2 separate regions of the Homo sapiens genome follow, and region 2 is linked to region 1. A link is a loop called in an ENCODE intact Hi-C map of the cell type or tissue named here. Cell type or tissue: A673. All regions are shown on one strand. Each heading gives the region's core, and the rest is flanking DNA. Links, peaks and the distances in the headings are about the cores only.

What was found. A loop is a pair of places that touch in the nucleus more often than their neighbours do. Peaks named below come from ENCODE experiments on the same cell type or tissue, not always from the same donor. Only the 100,000 strongest peaks of a DNase experiment are listed, where the experiment ranks them.
Region 2: a loop joins it to region 1, with 5 times the contacts of the local background. A loop is called at or near these places in 6 of 110 quality-filtered maps.

Annotation. Positions count from the first base shown.
Region 1 is chr2:7,115,356-7,123,692 of GRCh38, forward strand. LOC124908053 (a long non-coding RNA gene) reads left to right here and starts at 8,040. Exons shown (of 2, transcript XR_007088654.1): 1 at 8,040-8,337. In A673, for the core only: a CTCF peak has its summit at 3,857 (motif pointing right); a DNase peak (open chromatin) is centred at 4,026; H3K27ac peaks cover 2,076 bases.
Region 2 is chr2:7,188,010-7,196,346 of GRCh38, forward strand. No RefSeq gene overlaps it. Among named protein-coding and RNA genes, the nearest start is that of GRASLND, 270 kb to the left of the region's middle. RefSeq lists an enhancer at 2,452-2,981. In A673, for the core only: no CTCF peak of the experiment used is centred there; DNase peaks (open chromatin) are centred at 2,712, 3,242, 4,172, 7,162 and 1 weaker place; H3K27ac peaks cover 6,777 bases.

The DNA of each region.
Region 1 (8,337 bases), core at 210-8,209:
TAAGATTTTCTATGGCCTTAATAAACAATTGAATTTAACATACAACCATTTTTATTTATTTATTTTTGGATAAACAACAGACACTGAGCACAGTCCATGTGTCAGCTACGCTGGGCATAATCTGGGGAATGGGATTGTTTGGTGAGGTGAAGTATCAGTAGAGGAGCATGCAAGAGATAATCAAGAATTAATTGAGAACAGTCAGGACAAAACCAATCAGAAAAGTCCCTATGTGCTGTACCTTAGAGGTTGAATTCATTTTGTGGGCAATGGGGTTCCCATGAAAGGTTTGAAACAGAGAAGTGTAAGTGTCTGGCAAAAAGCTCAAAGAGAGCTTGCACACAACATTTCTCCATCTTCTTTCATTGTCATTGCTTTTCCTCTTTGTGCCCCCATTCTTCTTCCCGTTTCTTCCTTTATAATCTTCCTCAGAATAAACACTTTCATGTATAAATCTCTCAATGGATTTCTTTTCTTCGATTTTGAAGTATTGTATAATCATCTTTTCACCAATTTAGGTACTCTTGTTTTATGCAATTTTTTTTTAGTAACAGGCACAAAGAGTTTGATTGTTTGAAGCCGTTTTTTAATTATTGAAATGAACAGTTTACACCAATCAAAAGAAGTCAGTGCTTGGAATAGCTGCAAATGAATAGACAGAGAGATTTGGAGCATATTCTGATAACTGAACAGGAGGACAGCTTCAAGATTTGTGACTCAGGGTTGTCCAAGATTCCCATATTTTGAAGATTTGCAGGCGAGCCCGCAACCTGTTTAAAATAAGGCTCTCCTGTCTCAAATGCTGATCACACTTGTCCTATGAATAGACAGAGCGTATTTTATAAATGTCATCCAAGGGAAGGTCAGAGCTCCCCACCTGGTCCTTGTCTTTACCAGCTGTGAAAAGAGAAAGTTGTGAAGAAAGAGTTTCCAAAAAATTCACATCTCTTGACACATATGAAGAAAAAAAAGAAAATGAAGACAAATTTATTGAACACCTACTATGTGCAGGGCACTGAGCTGGGCACTTTCCCATGCATTTATCTTATATCATGCAATCATGCCAAGAGGCAGGTGGCTGTAATCCCATCTTCAAATGACAAAACGGAGAGTCAGAGATAGACAGGTCCATAACACAAAGCTGGAATGGGGAAGAGCAGAGTCTGCGCCCAGGGCTGTCTTTGTTCCCCAGCTGCATTTTCAGGTTCCAATAGAGTCTGAATCCATCCTATGGCTCCTTCTCATCCTACACTGCAGAGGGAAAAAGAACTCCAAAATGCTACTGCATATTCAGAGGGAAAGCATGTCTCCTTAGTGCCTACTCGTCAGCAGTGACAGTCTGTCTTCCCCTAGCTTGGTGCAGAGGGTCAATTTAAATCCTCTGAAGTGCCAAGAGCCCCATCTGCTCCTCCATCTGAAATGGGAATATTTTGCTCTTTTTTTTTTTTTTTTTAAATCTTGATTTGGTCTTTTGCTGTTTGTGTTGCAGCCTTCAGCCCAGATGCCAATAAGGAGGAAAATGTATTAAGTGATAAGGGGCAAATCAATGAAATTAAAATGAATGAGGGGGGAGAATCTGATATGGGGGCAAAAAATGAAGTCTCCCTGTAACAGCTAGTCCAGGCGTACCAGGGAATGCGAGCAGGTTCCTATGCGATTCCAGCAGACACTGACTAGAACCACACGTCTGGGGTAGAGGAGTCAAGACAGCCCAGGTAGATGTGCCAGAAACACCTTGAAGAGACTCTGCCTGAAGACACAGCCCGCTCTGTGGTACAGCTGCTGTTTATTAGGGATGCTCATATTTTATGGATGCGAGCCTGAGAGGGGAGTGCTGTGGTATGTTGGAATCGCAGTTTATCGGTTTTACATCCATGTGCAAAGCTACGACTCTCCACTGTAAGAATGTGAGCACAAAGTTTCAGAGAATGGCAGAATTACAGAGCTCTGGGCTAGCATGGGGGGAGTGTGTGGGATCAGGGACTCATGGAGCACTCACTAGGAATCGCAGGAACACGGGAATCAGCCTTGCCGTGAGAACCAGCCTTGCTGTGTGCTGCTAGCTGACTTCCAAAATCCCCCTGGGCCTGTTTCTTCAACCAAAAAATGGAGCTGAAGATGTATGTCACAGCAAGCCGATGTAAGAAGCAAAGAAAATGACTGTGTTTAACATATTGCCTGAAGATAACAATGTTTTATTAATGATTTTCTCCTAATCAAAAGCTCTTATTTTATAGTCGTGAAAGGAGAGACCTACAGAAGTAAAATTATTATTTTCCTTTTAAACAGTGCAATATTAGTTTATCTTTTTGCATTAATCAATGCTTTCTCAGATGAGCAGTCACCCTTGATCCTCACAGTGACTGTGAAGGAGCCCAGCAGGCCGAGGCACCCTCATTCTGTAGCTGAGATGCAGATGTGGGGTGCTGGAGCTTGAAAGCTCCGTGGGCTGGGGATCAGGGCGGCTTGCCCTGTGCTTGGCAAACTGCCCCCCGACGGTCTCCATGCTGCCAGGGAGTCTTCAAGGCTGCTTTGGGGGAAAGTAGGGACCCTCATCTTATATTTTATTATTATAAAATTATTATAAAAATACAAAAATATATAATATATAATAATATATATTATTATATATGATATATTAGAATACTATATAATATATTATATAATAAATATATAAAATATAAAAGTATTATAAATAATTTTATAATTAGACTTCTATGCAGGACTGTGTTTTGTATATGCAAAACAGATTCAACAGATTTCTTTAAAAGTTTAAAAACTCTTGAGTTATACTGATTTCTTGACTTGATGCACACAGAACAATGACTCAACTTGGAGAGGTGAAGACATCTCCCAGGTCACCCAGCTGCAGACAGTGCTCTGCCCCTCCCAGCAGGACTGTCACTCCTGCCACCAAACGACGACTCTTCCTTTTTAGGTATTAGTGGCATGTAATTGATGGATTCCTTATCAGGGTCAAAATGAAAGCTGAACCTTATATACATACAGGTGAGAAAATATTTTTGGAACCCCAAAATAGTCATTTTGGAAGTATTTCCATGACTACCTGGAAAACAGGTCGTTTCAAAGATTACCTTAAAAAAAAATCTATACGATAAGAAGTTGAAATATTGCAGAAACTTCAAATCCTGCCTTATTTAAAAGTTAAGGTGAATTAAAATAGTAGTGATAGAATTGTTTCCTAAGATACAGGGCAAATGGGAAATAGGCGTAGATGCCAAATGTTTCCTGTTTGAATTTCTAGGGCGTTAAAGGAATCAGGGAGCTATGTTGTTGAACGTGTCTGCAATGTCAGGTGAACTCTGGTGAGCCTGGAGCAAACAGGATTCTTTTTCACAATGCAGGGCAGACAGAAGAGTGAGGCCATTTCTCATTTCTCACTCCCCGCACCCCATGGTGACAGGACCTCAGCAGTTCCATCTGCAGGTGCCAGCTTCATTGTGGACAGACTCTGCTCTAAGGATGCCTGGTCTCAGTGTCCTGTGTTTCGACGGAGGTGCCCAGGGACAGCTCTGACTTCTCAGAGTCCTGGGTGGAGAGGGCCACCTGTTGTTTAGTCTTTTCTGGCAGGGCAGACCCATGACCAGGCTGCTTTGTGCCAAGCCAGGGGGGTCTTTGATTTCTTTGTTTCTCAACCAAGCAGACATTTTCTTTCCTTTTATTTATTTCTTCCTATCCCTGGCCTCTCATTTGATTTTTTGCTTGTTCAGCACAGCAGTACTTATTCCCTGCAAAATGAATTGATTTCTCCTTCCAGATGTTGGAAATATGAAAGTAATCTTGGCCCTACAGAGAATTGTCTTTGAGAAATCACCCACTTTGTCCTCAACAGCAGGTGTCACTGTTGTAGCAGAAAACCCTGCTGCTTCCAGGGCCCGGGCCAGCCCAGAGATATTTTTACCCAAAAGAGAAAAGGCCCAACATGAGATTCAAACTTGGCAAAAGAAATTCCAAAATGAATGTGAAACCTCATAAAAGGCTGTAAATTATCAGCGTGTCTTTAAACGCTGAGCCCAGGACTTTCAGCACCCATCCCTTGGGAAGAGAGACCGTGGGACTGGTCCCAATCTGCAATCACTCATGATCTCATCCATCCTGCAGCCCCAGGGCTGCTGTCCTGGCCTCACAAGGATGTAGAGGAGCAGTGACCGAATCCCCTCCTTGTCTCCTGGACCACAAGCCTCAGGGGAACACAGGGAATTTTGCTGTGCACGTGCTGGTGTCTGGCGCTCCAGGATTAGCTCTCCTGAGGACACTTTCAGCAAGAAGCTTGTATGCTGGAGCTCACAGGATTACGTGGTTTGCCCAAGGACACTCAGGTCATGAGTGGTGGAGCTAGAAGGAAAGCCATCTTTTGCTAGGCCCCACTGTTTCTTCTATGTATCTGGTATAGCTTGGACCACAGGGATAATGTGGTGGATGTAAACATGACTTCTCCCAGTTCTCTATGCAGAATACAGCATTGTTAAGTGAACCCAATTTAGATTCCCTTGTGGCCAGGGCATTTGGTGTGGCTGGGCCAACACCACTGGGAAAGGTGGTAATGGTTTCGAGATTCAAAACTATATTTCAAAATGTGCTTTGTTCTTTGCAAACATGGTCATTCACTTAAAGTTCAAACATCATGAAATACAAATAAGAAGTCAGAATTTGTATACCTTTAGGTACACAGGAAAACTGCTATGTCAGTAAATTGGGCCTTGACATGCTAACATACAGCTTAGCACATGGCCATAGAATTTAAGTACAGTGTGTTCACATCTGAATAGAGAAAACAAAAGAAATGAAGAAAAATTGGGAGAGCCTGGAGCTGGAGACCAGATGGGCATACAGCATGATCCATCATCTTCTCAAGCAGCGTCTCTCATCCCCAGCAAGGCCTGTACTGAGGGCTGGGTTGGGATTTGGGGTTGCTGTTTAGCAGAGTGGCTTATTCTTTTTTTAAATTTTTTTATTTTACTTTAAGTTCCGGGATACATATGCAGAACGTGCCGGTTTGTTACGTAGGCATACATGTGCCCTGGTGGTTTGGAACATGCCGGTTTGTTACGTAGGCATACATGTGTTATGGTGGTTTGGAACGTGCCGGTTTGTTACGTAGGCATACATGTGCCATGGTGGTTTGGAACGTGCCGGTTTGTTACATAGGCATACATGTGCCATGGTGGTTTGGAACGTGCCGGTTTGTTACGTAGGCATACATGTGTTATGGTGGTTTGGAACGTGCCGGTTTGTTACATAGGCATACATGTGCCATGGTGGTTTGGAACGTGCCGGTTTGTTACGTAGGCATACATGTGCCATGGTGGTTTGGAACGTGCCGGTTTGTTACATAGGCATACATGTGCCATGGTGGTTTGGAACGTGCCGGTTTGTTACGTAGGCATACATGTGCCATGGTGGTTTGGATCGTGCCGGTTTGTTACATAGGCATACATGTGCCATGGTGGTTTGGGACGTGCCGGTTTGTTACATAGGCATACATGTGCCATGGTGGTTTGGAACGTGCCGGTTTGTTACGTAGGCATACATGTGTTATGGTGGTTTACAACGTGCCGGTTTGTTACGTAGGCATACATGTGTTATGGTGGTTTACAACGTGCCGGTTTGTTACATAGGCATACATGTGCCATGGTGGTTTGGAACGTGCCGGTTTGTTACGTAGGCATACATGTGCCATGGTGGTTTGGAACGTGCTGGTTTGTTACATAGGCATACATGTGCCATGGTGGTTTGGAACGTGCCGGTTTGTTACATAGGCATACATGTGTTATGGTGGTTTACAACGTGCCGGTTTGTTACATAGGCATACATGTGCCATGGTGGTTTGGAACGTGCCGGTTTGTTACATAGGCATACATGTGCCATGGTGGTTTGGAACGTGCCGGTTTGTTACGTAGGCATACATGTGTTATGGTGGTTTACAACGTGCCGGTTTGTTACATAGGCATACATGTGCCATGGTGGTTTGGAACGTGCCGGTTTGTTACATAGGCATACATGTGCCATGGTGGTTTGGAACGTGCCGGTTTGTTACATAGGCATACATGTGCCATGGTGGTTTGGTGCACCCATCAACCCGTCATGTTGGTTTTAAGCCCCACATGCATTAGGTGGCTCATTCTTAACATGCAAGCCAGGCCCACTAAGGTAGGGCTGTGGCATCTGCAACACACCAGGACAGAGACCTCATTTTTATCAAGGGGAAGAGAAATCAGAATATTTGTTAATTAAAAAGTACTAGGTGCTCAGGATTCCTCAGAGGGAACAGATACATTTTTCCTAGAAGATGGAGGTTGTCTCGGTTGACTGGCTCAAACTCCACATCCCCAAAACAGGGCTAAAATTCTGAATCTGGAGCCAGCTGTGTAACCTTAATTAGTCATCTCATCTTTCCAAGCTGCATCTTCTGAATCTGAGAAATAGAATTTATAACACTATCTACTTGATGGGGCTGTTATGAGGAATAAAGGAGAAAATGAGTATACATCCTTATATACAGCAAATGTCTAACACATGTTAACTAAGGATTTATTCATAATAGATGAGGTGAATTCATACTTGGTCCTGCTTTCAGATGGACACAGCTTCACGGCTAGAGGGAACTTGGCTGTCAGAGGTAATCGGATGTCTTATCCCGTGAGGCACCGTGATCAGTGTTAGGGGTTGTTTGGAGTGCTGTCCTGTGTAGGATCCTGAAGCCTGATCCCACTTAAGTAGACAAGAGTTTTGATCTTAATTATCAATGCCTGTCAAGGGCATAGGAGAGAGAAGTGACATCACGGGGCTACATAGTCCCAATTTCATTCCCAAATTAGTTCAACAGCCTTATTTTCAGACAAGCCTAGAGTGGTCAGGAAAACTTGGAAAACACATTTTTCAAGCTAGTTTTGTGGCTAATGGAGGCCAGATCTCAGTCTCGCTATTTCTCATTCAATTCTGCTGCAACCACTGCCCCTCCATGCAGGAAAGGCAATTCACCTCCATCAGAAATAGAAAGCGCCCTATACAAGAAGGTTAGTGATACCCCTATGTTATTTTGCTCAAATCTTTGGGTTCAGGGAATAAATTCCTTAACTGCAAAGTGGAATTTCTTTAATTACTCTGCCCTCATCTGTACTCCCAGGACAGATCAAGGCACTGTGAATTTTGCTAGGTGTCCATCAGAAAGATGCAAGAGGACTATGGTTGAACAGAATCTCTAGAGACCTCACCCTGCCCCTGCTGAGGTGTCCCCTAAAACATGTACCTACAGCACTCTGGAAAGACGTGGAATGAACAATAGTTTAAAGGGAACGTTACAGGGAATATATGTTACAATAGCGTAGAAATAGCTGGAGGTGACCTTTTATGGTTTGGGTCAGCTTTCATTCTAAATGAGTCATGTTCTTTTTTCTCCTTTTTTCCCCTTCATGTTCTCCCTTCCCTTAGTTCACTGCATCCAGACAGAAGCTGGTTTAAAGAATAGGATCCATGTTAATCTATGGGTAGAAGTACTTCAAATCTCCACTTCCGATTTCAGACAAGCAGTGATCCTGCTTAACTAGCCCCACCTATTCAGTTTGGAACTGCCAGAAGGATAGACTTACTTTGGAGTAACCGTCATGTTTCTTGCTCTGGAAGAGGAATATCCTGGGATATAACAGCCTCTCAAGGCACAGGCAAAATGAAGGGGCAGACTGGAGGCAGCGCAGAGTGCCTGACCCAATAGGTAACTTCCATGAGACCAAGCCTCCACACACCTTGTCCAGGCCGTCTTCTCCTCGGAGTCTGTTTAAAGTAATCTGTTTGTGGCCGGGTGCTGTGACTCACACCCAGCTTTTGGGGAGGCCGACGTGGGCGGATCAACTGAGGTCAGGAGTTCGAGACCAGCCTAACCAACATGTTGAAAACCCATCTCTACTAAAAATACAAAAATTAGCTGGGCATGGTGGCGTGCACCTGTAGTCCCAGCTATTTGGGAGGCTGAGTCGTGAGAATTGCATGAACCTGGGAGGTGGAGGTTGCCATGAGCTGAGATCACATTCCAGCCTGGCAACAAAGTAAGACTCTGTCCCCCCGCCCCCCTGCCCCCAAAAAAGTAATTTTTGTGCCTTCTTTTCTTATCTGAATTTTGACTTCAGGGGCCAAAAATTCAGTTTCTCACAGATCAAATACCTATTTCTAACAATATCCAAGGACCTCTTTAACTCAACTCTTTCTGAAGATGGCAAGAGAATTGAGGAGGACCAAACCCACACTCAGGACTGAGAAGGAAAAAACCCTACACATTTTATTAAGCCTATTCATGCAGAACTACAAGCTCTATCTGTAGCG
Region 2 (8,337 bases), core at 308-8,307, 73 kb after region 1:
CAGCCATGCAGAACTGTGAGTCAATTAAACCTATTTCCTTTCTAAATTATCCAGTCTTGGGCAGTTCTTTATAGCAGTATGAAAACGGACTAAAATAGGGACATTCAGCACAAACTGGAAGGGAGAATGTGGGAGCAGGATTTGTGGAACTGGTCATTTACCAGCAACTGGCCTTCATGCTTATATGAACATTTTCATACATCTTTGCCTCCTCTGAGTCACACGGATTGTTTATGAGGCTGACTGCTAGTTGGGCTTACTAGTGTAGATGCTGGGAGAATATGGGGCACAGGAGTTGTTACATATCGATGCCCTCTCCTCCTGCTGCCACCCAGATTGTGTGGTTGGCTGAGTCCCTCTCCTGAGGGCCACAGTTCCTTTCAAGCAGCCTTTACAAGGTCTAGAATCTGCTCCTACCCATGGCTCCTTCGAGAGTCAGGGGTGCCAACATCTCCTGCTGTTGCTCACCTTGGGCCACTGCATAATCCCTCGTGCATTCCCCAAATGCTCTGCATACATTTGTAAATAGTCATTTTAGTAAAAGCGCCTCAAATCACCCAGCTTGAGAGGGCTGTGAGTTTCCAGTCAGGACCCTCACTGGTCCACAATGGCAGAATGGTTACCATGGGAAGGAGGGAAGGGTGGGTGCCATGTGGCAAGGCCAGGGAGTCAGCAGGAGTGTGGTTAAGGAAGAAAAGTTGGGAGGCTGAGGCAGGAGAATGGCGTGAACCCAGGAGGCGGAGCTTGCAGTGAGCTGAGATTGTGCTACTGCACTCCAGCCTGGGCGGCAGAGAGAGACTCTGTCTCAAAAAAAAAAAAAAAAAGAAAAAGAAAGGAAAGTTGCCACATAGGGGAAGGAGGGAGAATGAAAAAGATCAAGGGGAAAAGCAAGAAGAATCAAATGGAGAGGGAATTCAGGGAGGGAATTCAGAGAGCTCTCGAGGCAACGGGATACTATCTGCACGACCCTTTCTATAGCCCCAGATCTCAGGCGAAATTCAGCAAGTGCAGGCCAGCCAATTGGATCCTGTGGGCATGAGTGAGTGCATGAGTGTGTGTGGGCATGAGTGTGTATGTGTGTCCTTGAATGAGTGTGTGTGCATGAGTGTGTATGCATGTGTGTGTGCATGAGTGAGTGTGTATGTGTGTCCTTGAATGAGTGTGTGTGCATGAGTGTGTGTCCTTGAATGAATGTGTGCATGAGTGTGTGTGCATGTGTGCGTGTGTGTGCATGAGTGTGTATGTGTGTCCTTGAATGAGTGTGTGTGCATGTGTGTGTGCACGCGTGTGTGTGCGCGCGTGTGTGCGTGCATGAATGTGTATGTGTGTCCTTGAATGAGTGTGTGTGCATGAGTGTGTGTGAATGAGTGTGTGTGTGCATGAGTGTGTATGTGTGTGTCCTTGAATGAGTGTGTGCATGAGTGTGTGTGTGCGCATGAGTATGTGTGTGCATGAGTGTGTGTGCACATGAGTGTGTGTGTGCATGAGTGAATGTGTATGTGTTAAGTGTGTGAGTGCATGAATGTGTGTGTGTCCATGAATGTGTGTGCATGAGTGTGTACATTAGTGAGTTTGTGTGGGCATGAGTGTGAGTCTGTAGACTAGTGAATGAGTGGAGAGCAACCCAAGGTGAAATAAACACTAACATTCCGAAAAAGGGCTGGGGCAGAGGGGATTTAGGCAACTATGTTCTTAGGGATTTATAGAAACTGGAGGACAGAATTTGAGGAATCTTTTTCCCAAGGCTTTGAAACTGGGGGTTTGAGGACCGTTTACCTAAATCATCAAGGGGCAATGTGCCCCAGCTGCCAGGTTACAGCTTGTATTATCAATTAAGTGCTAAATTGAAGAGGTAAATCACCGTAGTGACAAGCGGCTTCTCCAATATAAAAAAGAGCTCAGCTTTTTTTTTTTTTTAGACTTTAAGATAGTCTATTTAAAAGGAGCATGCCAGACAGCAGCTGGTTTTGGCTATGAGGAGAGACTGGAGTTGAACCTGCGTTTAAAATAGAGTATGTTAGTTCAGAGACTGAAAGCTAGACAAGAATGGCCAACTATTTGGATTCTGTAACATTTTAGATAGATTTTAGAAACCCAAGTGCAGCATTTTTTTTCTTGGACTCTTATTTGCACAGAAAAAGTTTGTTAATATCAGTTCAAGGAGATTAATGCTAATTTGCATTCATTTATGCAAACAGTAGCTCTTTAGGAAATCTAGAATGTTGAAGCTGGAAGAGAAGGTTTACTCATTCCTCATCATTTGGCATATCAGGAAATGAAGATGGAAGCTTCCGACTGCTTGCCAAAGGTCATAATGGAGACTGAATGAGAATCAAGGTTGTCTGAATCCCAAATGGTTCTCTTTTCCCCGCATGTGCTGCCTCCTGTTTGGGGATTTCCATTTCTTAAGAAAAAAATCATCAAAAAGCAAGATGGTACATACCAGAAAAACACTTAGGAGACAACACAGTGATTTGCAAAGAATGTAAATTTTGAGGATAAAACTGATCTGAAATTGAATTTCTGCTCTGCTGTTTAGACTTCTCCAAGTCTCAGTATCCTCCTTGTAAAAATGGGGTCACAGTATTTGCCATGCGAGGAAGTATTAAAGATTATGGAAATGTTGTGTGAAGCACATCGTAGGACACAGCTGGTGATCAGCAAGTGTATTGACTCTACCCCAGCGAGGCAGCTCAGCCTTTTGCAGTCTTAGCCCAAACAACAAAGGATTCCCTCTGTGAGGCCATGCACAATGAAGTGTCATGATGCCACACGGAGTTTGTCCCAGGGAGGCTGCTGTGAGTAGATGTCTGGCAGAAGCTCCTGCTATCATATCCATCTTGTGTCTTTGTAGCTGATGTGATGAGAATGATGGCAAACATTTGCATTCTGGCTTGCTTCTGAGTGTATTTGGTCTTGAGGTGGATTGTGCTTCACCTTATCCCACATTAAACAAAAATCATGTTGAAGGGGCATGACTTTCAAATAATTGTCACTTTGGGGTTTCAACAAGCAGTCTAGATGAGTTGAATGCTGAAATTTGCTATTTCTGGGTGAATATGATAGTATTGAGGAGGAAAAAATGAGTCATCCCTAAACTCATTCTTTCCCCATTTGTACCAGAAATCACCTATTTACTCTATTTCCCCCCCATTCCCCTACTCACGTGCCTTGTATGTAATCTCAGAGTCTTAAGCTTTAGCAGGCTGTGAGGGTGATGTTACACTGCAAGCTGCCTTTAATTAAAACTGGAACCCAGGAGAGATGGACAGTCCCATCCACTCTAAGAAATGCATGATGAGGTCATCTCCATGATTCCTTGCTTTAAGGATGCTTTCTTTTTGTGAGCACACCAAGTCCCTGAAGGGAGCACCTTCTGTTACTTGGTGCTTACTGCCTGCCTTTTCAAACACTAGTTAATTTCTCTAGATTTTTTTCCTTACAAAGACCAAATTACCTCTTAATACTCATTTTGTAGATAGAAATAAGCTTTTTTTTTTCTTTTTTAACTACTGCCTTTTGAAGTCAGGTCTTTAGCTTATTTTCCTTCTTACTTCCTTTCTGCCACCGTCTGCCACTGGCGGTTCTCCCATAGGTTGTCCTTACATGCACGACAGCCACAGAGTGTGCCTGGGAGGTTATGCTGGAGTCTCTCTATTCACTGAACACAGTTTACCTCTCCACGAATACTTCCAGGCATCATCTTCCACACCGGGAGCCACTGAGCCCCCTTGATAGTTACAATTCTGACTACACTGCTTCCTAGGCAGAGTCTCCTACACAGGGGCTCTGCTGTTCTGTGCTTGGTGCATTTCCAAGGGGGTCTTCAGCCCGTGAATGAGAAGTTATGGAGTGCAAGGGAAGGAACTGAGGTGATGGAGGTCAGCCAGCCTGGGATCCACATTTAGCTGGGCCCTGACTTGCTCCATCTCTGTGGGTAATTTGCCATCCTCCTCTGTGCCTCTTTTCCTCTCTATAATAAGGAATTCTTGTCTATGATGTAGTCTTTCCTGCATGCCTTGTGTCTGCTTTGCCCTGTGGTTGCTCTCTCTTGGAATGTTTCTACCTTCTGCACATCTGCTTTGTAATGTGAAGGCCACAGCTTATCCACATATACGTAAGGAATTCACCCAATTGAATTAAGCAGACCGGTGACTTCATGGCCTTGGTATGTATTAGCCCCGCTAAGAAGGCTGGATCTATGCCAGCTTTTAATAGAGAGCGTGATCCCCACATAGTGTATAAGCTGCTGTGCAGTTTACAACTGTGGGCTGTGTGTATTTCATGGTATTATCAGCATTTTCTCAGATCTCACTCTTAACCCCTTGGCTTTATGGTTTTACTTTGTTGTCTAGAAGTTGAGTTGCTCCTCCCTTATCCCACTTTGGCTTATCATTGATTAATTTGTAAAATATTCTCCTGGGCCAGGTGTGGTGGCCCGTGCCTGCAACCCCAGCATTTGGGGAGGCCAAGGCAGGAGGATTGCTCGAGGCCAAATGTTTGATGCCAAGAGTTCAAGACCTGTCTCTACACAAAATTAGAATAAAAAAATTAGCCATGTGCAGTGGTACACGCCTATAATCCCAGCTACTAGGGAGGGTGAGGTAGGAGGATCAGTTGAGCCCAGGAGTTCAAGGCTGCTGCAGGGATCTAGTATCACACCATAGTACTCATCCTGGGCAACAGAGCAAAACCCTGTCTCTGTTTAACAGTCAATCAATCAATAAAAATGAAAGTAAAATATTCTCCTATAACTTTCATTCAAAAATATTGCTTAAAATACAGGTGGTTACACACAGACCTATTTAGAGTTGCATGACTGTATACAAGTTAGCATATACATGCTTTTTCTTGCTGTGTCAGCTATGATGACCCAGAAGTAGTGATACTCCAGTAGCAACAAACACACCTAGTGCCCAGATGTTGTTTTCTAATACCATTCTCTCATGAAAGAGACCAAACCTCCTTGGAAAAAATGTCTGATTCTAGAACTGGGAAAAAAAAATATGCAAGAGGAGCCTGGAACATCTTGTAGTGCCAGAAAATGAGCTAGGGCAGAAACAACAAAAAATGAAAATCCCACAATGATAGGGATGTGACAAAGGGAGAAGGGAGCCAAATGAAAGAGTCTCCCATGGTAAGGCCTGCAAAGACTGGAGCAAAATAAAGTAGTATTGTATTATAAACAAAAGTGTCTGACAAATATCCATGAATCATTGTTGATATAAAAAAATGGATGGCTAACTACACGGGGGAAAAAGACGAATCTACGCAGGAGATTTGCAAATGATTTCTGTAGATATTTTATCCTTAAGGCTGTGGGCACAGTTCCCTATCACTTGGATGTGGGCTGGGTGTAGTGATTTTCTTCTAATGAGTACAGTTAGGGAAAGAGGAAAAGATGAATTCTGTAGAGGAGAAACTTGACAAGCATGACCTCAGCCAGGTGATCAAGGTCAAATCAACAATAACAAGTCATCTTGCTGCTATTTACTCTTTATAGGGTGGGATGACAATAGAAGATTACCTCTTAGATCTTTCTCTCAAAAGCACATAATCCCAGTCTAATCATGGAAAAAAAATTAGAAAAATTACAGCTGAGGGACATTCTACAAAATACTTGACCAGTACTTCTCAAAATTGTCAAGGTCATCAAAAACAAGGAAAGTCTGGGAGACTGTCACAGCTAGCAAAGCCTGGAAAGATATTCCCACTAAATGCCATGTGATTTCCTACATGGGATTCTGGAACATGAAAGCTGAATAAATTATGGACTTTAGTTGATAAAAATGTATCAATATTGGCTTACTATAATTTATTAGTCATAACAAATGTGCCATCCTAGTGTAAGACGCGCTGGTGGGGCCTCTGGGGGCAGGGGTATGGAAACTCCCTGTGCCCTTTCCATAACTTTTCTGTAAAACTAACACAGGGCTAAAAATAAAACATTTGATGAAATTATTTCTTGACTTCATACTAAGAGCCAGGCCCTACTCTAAACATTGTGGATATGGTAGTGAGTGAAAGGAAGAACCTCTGGCTACATCTAGTATATTTTCTGGTAAGATAAATTTCCTAATTTTTTAAAAATTGCTATTAGATTTGGATCTCTGCTCAAATTAAATTTGCATGAGCCCTAATTTCAGACCCCTCCTTTCCCTATGTCATTCAGAAACTTATTCAGATATCGGACTCCTCTAGAAGTGAACATGGAAATTAAAAGAAAAATGTCTTCAGAAAATCCACAACAGTTGATACAAATATCATACTCATTCCTCTTTGTGAAATGAAATTGTGATTATTTATTGAACACAAAATTCTACCCAATGGGACTTTCTCAATATTTAGTCTGTGAGGAGGGTGCCCTGATATTGTGGCAGAAAGAGGAAGAGGGCAAAGAAAACCAACACCGAAAAGCAGATGCTGATGTGAGCAAGTGTAATTCTTTGAAACCACTTGGTACCTAAAATAAAATCATATGTCCTTCAAGGATTTTATGTCTACAACAAATTACATACACTGATGGTTTCATAAAGTTGCTCGGTCATCATTAGGAACCAGAGTGGGGTAGTTGAGAAATGAACTTTAGGTAGAGATGACCTGACTTTAGAACCCAGCTCTGTTATGCAGTAGCTCTGTGAGCCTGGGGTGTATGTGAGCATTTATCTTGCCTTAATTCCTCATCTACAAAATGAGAGTAATGGTGGTCTCGATCTCATAGCTTCCTTAGAGAATCAATTCATCCCTCAAATGGACTTAGAATACGTATCTCACAGATATCAGTCATGATTATTAAGAAACAGCCAAATTATTTCAGGTTATTAATAGTAAGCATATGCTCAATGAATTGAAAAGGGGGTCAAGCAAAGTCACAGAAAAAATTCAATAATGGACAGTTTTACAAAATCCCATATATGATCAATGCTTTTCAAAATATTATCAGTGTCTTTTCTGACATCCATAATGTTACCATGTTAAAGAAAGAATAAGAGGAAGGAAGGAAGGAAGGAAGGAAGGAAGGAAGGAAGGAAGGAAGGAAGGAAATAATAATATAATAATAATAATAAATTGGGAAACATTCATCAGAGTTTGCCCTGTATGGGTTTCTTGAGTAGTCTTGGAGAGGGGTTGAATGCTCCAATGTTGCAATTTATGGGACATTTAAACAGTGTATTAAAATAGCAAAATGAACTGTCTTTGACTTCACTCTTGTCTCATTTGTACTAAGTTATTTTATTGTTTAACTTGATAGAGAAGGAGGACGCCTGTCCTTGCACTTCTGGTGGGAGATTTCTTTTCAGCAGCTTTCGTACCCACCAGCATTGTAGCCAACCTTGTGGGTGCTCTACCAGCAACTTCTCTACATTCTTACCCTGGCGCACGTTGACCGCATGGCTTCCATTTCCATACACCTGTGCCTGGGATTCTGCCAGGGCTTTCTTTGGCTCCCTGAATGGCAGTCAGGAAGGCTGGAAGAACAGGGTGTTCTGTGCCCCCTGAAAGTAGCCCCCAACCAATGGCTGGTAGGGTTGGTGGATAAAGACCCCAGGTCCCTCACCCCTGTTTGGGATGGAGCTGAGGTGTGATCTCGTCCATCTCCCAGAGCACCACTGTGGGGTGGACTCCATTGCCCACGGTGAGAATCTGCTCCACGACACACCAGTTCTTGGTTTCCTTCCCTTTCCTAACTCATTTCCCCACATTTCTAGTGATGCTTCCAGAGATCGTCATTTAAATAAGCTACTTGCTATCATACCTTTGTCTCCAAGTCTGCTTCTAGGAGAACCCAAACTAAGACAAACTCCATGATTGTTTTGCCTATTCTTTATAATCCTGGAACATTTTATTTTCCCAGACAGCAGTACTAATGTGCAGGCCGATGTGTGACGTTTGCCACCAAAGAGTCTTTCACAACAATGGTGCCCAGTTTCCATAAATAAATAATTTTACTACAAGTGCATGTGAGGAGGGTTCAACTGGGATCACTTCCCATCAAGGCTGCTCGCTTTTATTTTTAATTTATTTTTTATTGACAAATAAAATTGTATATATTCATTGCAATATGTTGTTTTGAAATATGTATACATTGTGAAATGGCTAAATGTAACTAATTAGCCTATGCAATACCTCACATACTTAACATTTTTTGTGGTGAGAACACTTAAAATCTACTCTCTTAGCAACTTTCAAGTGTACAATACATTGTTACTAACTATAGTCACCATGTTGTACAATGAATCTCTTGAACTTATTCCTTCTATCTAAGTAAAATTTTGTGTCTTTGACTAACATCTCCCCAACCATGTCTGTCCATGTATAAGTGAGATCATGAGGTAT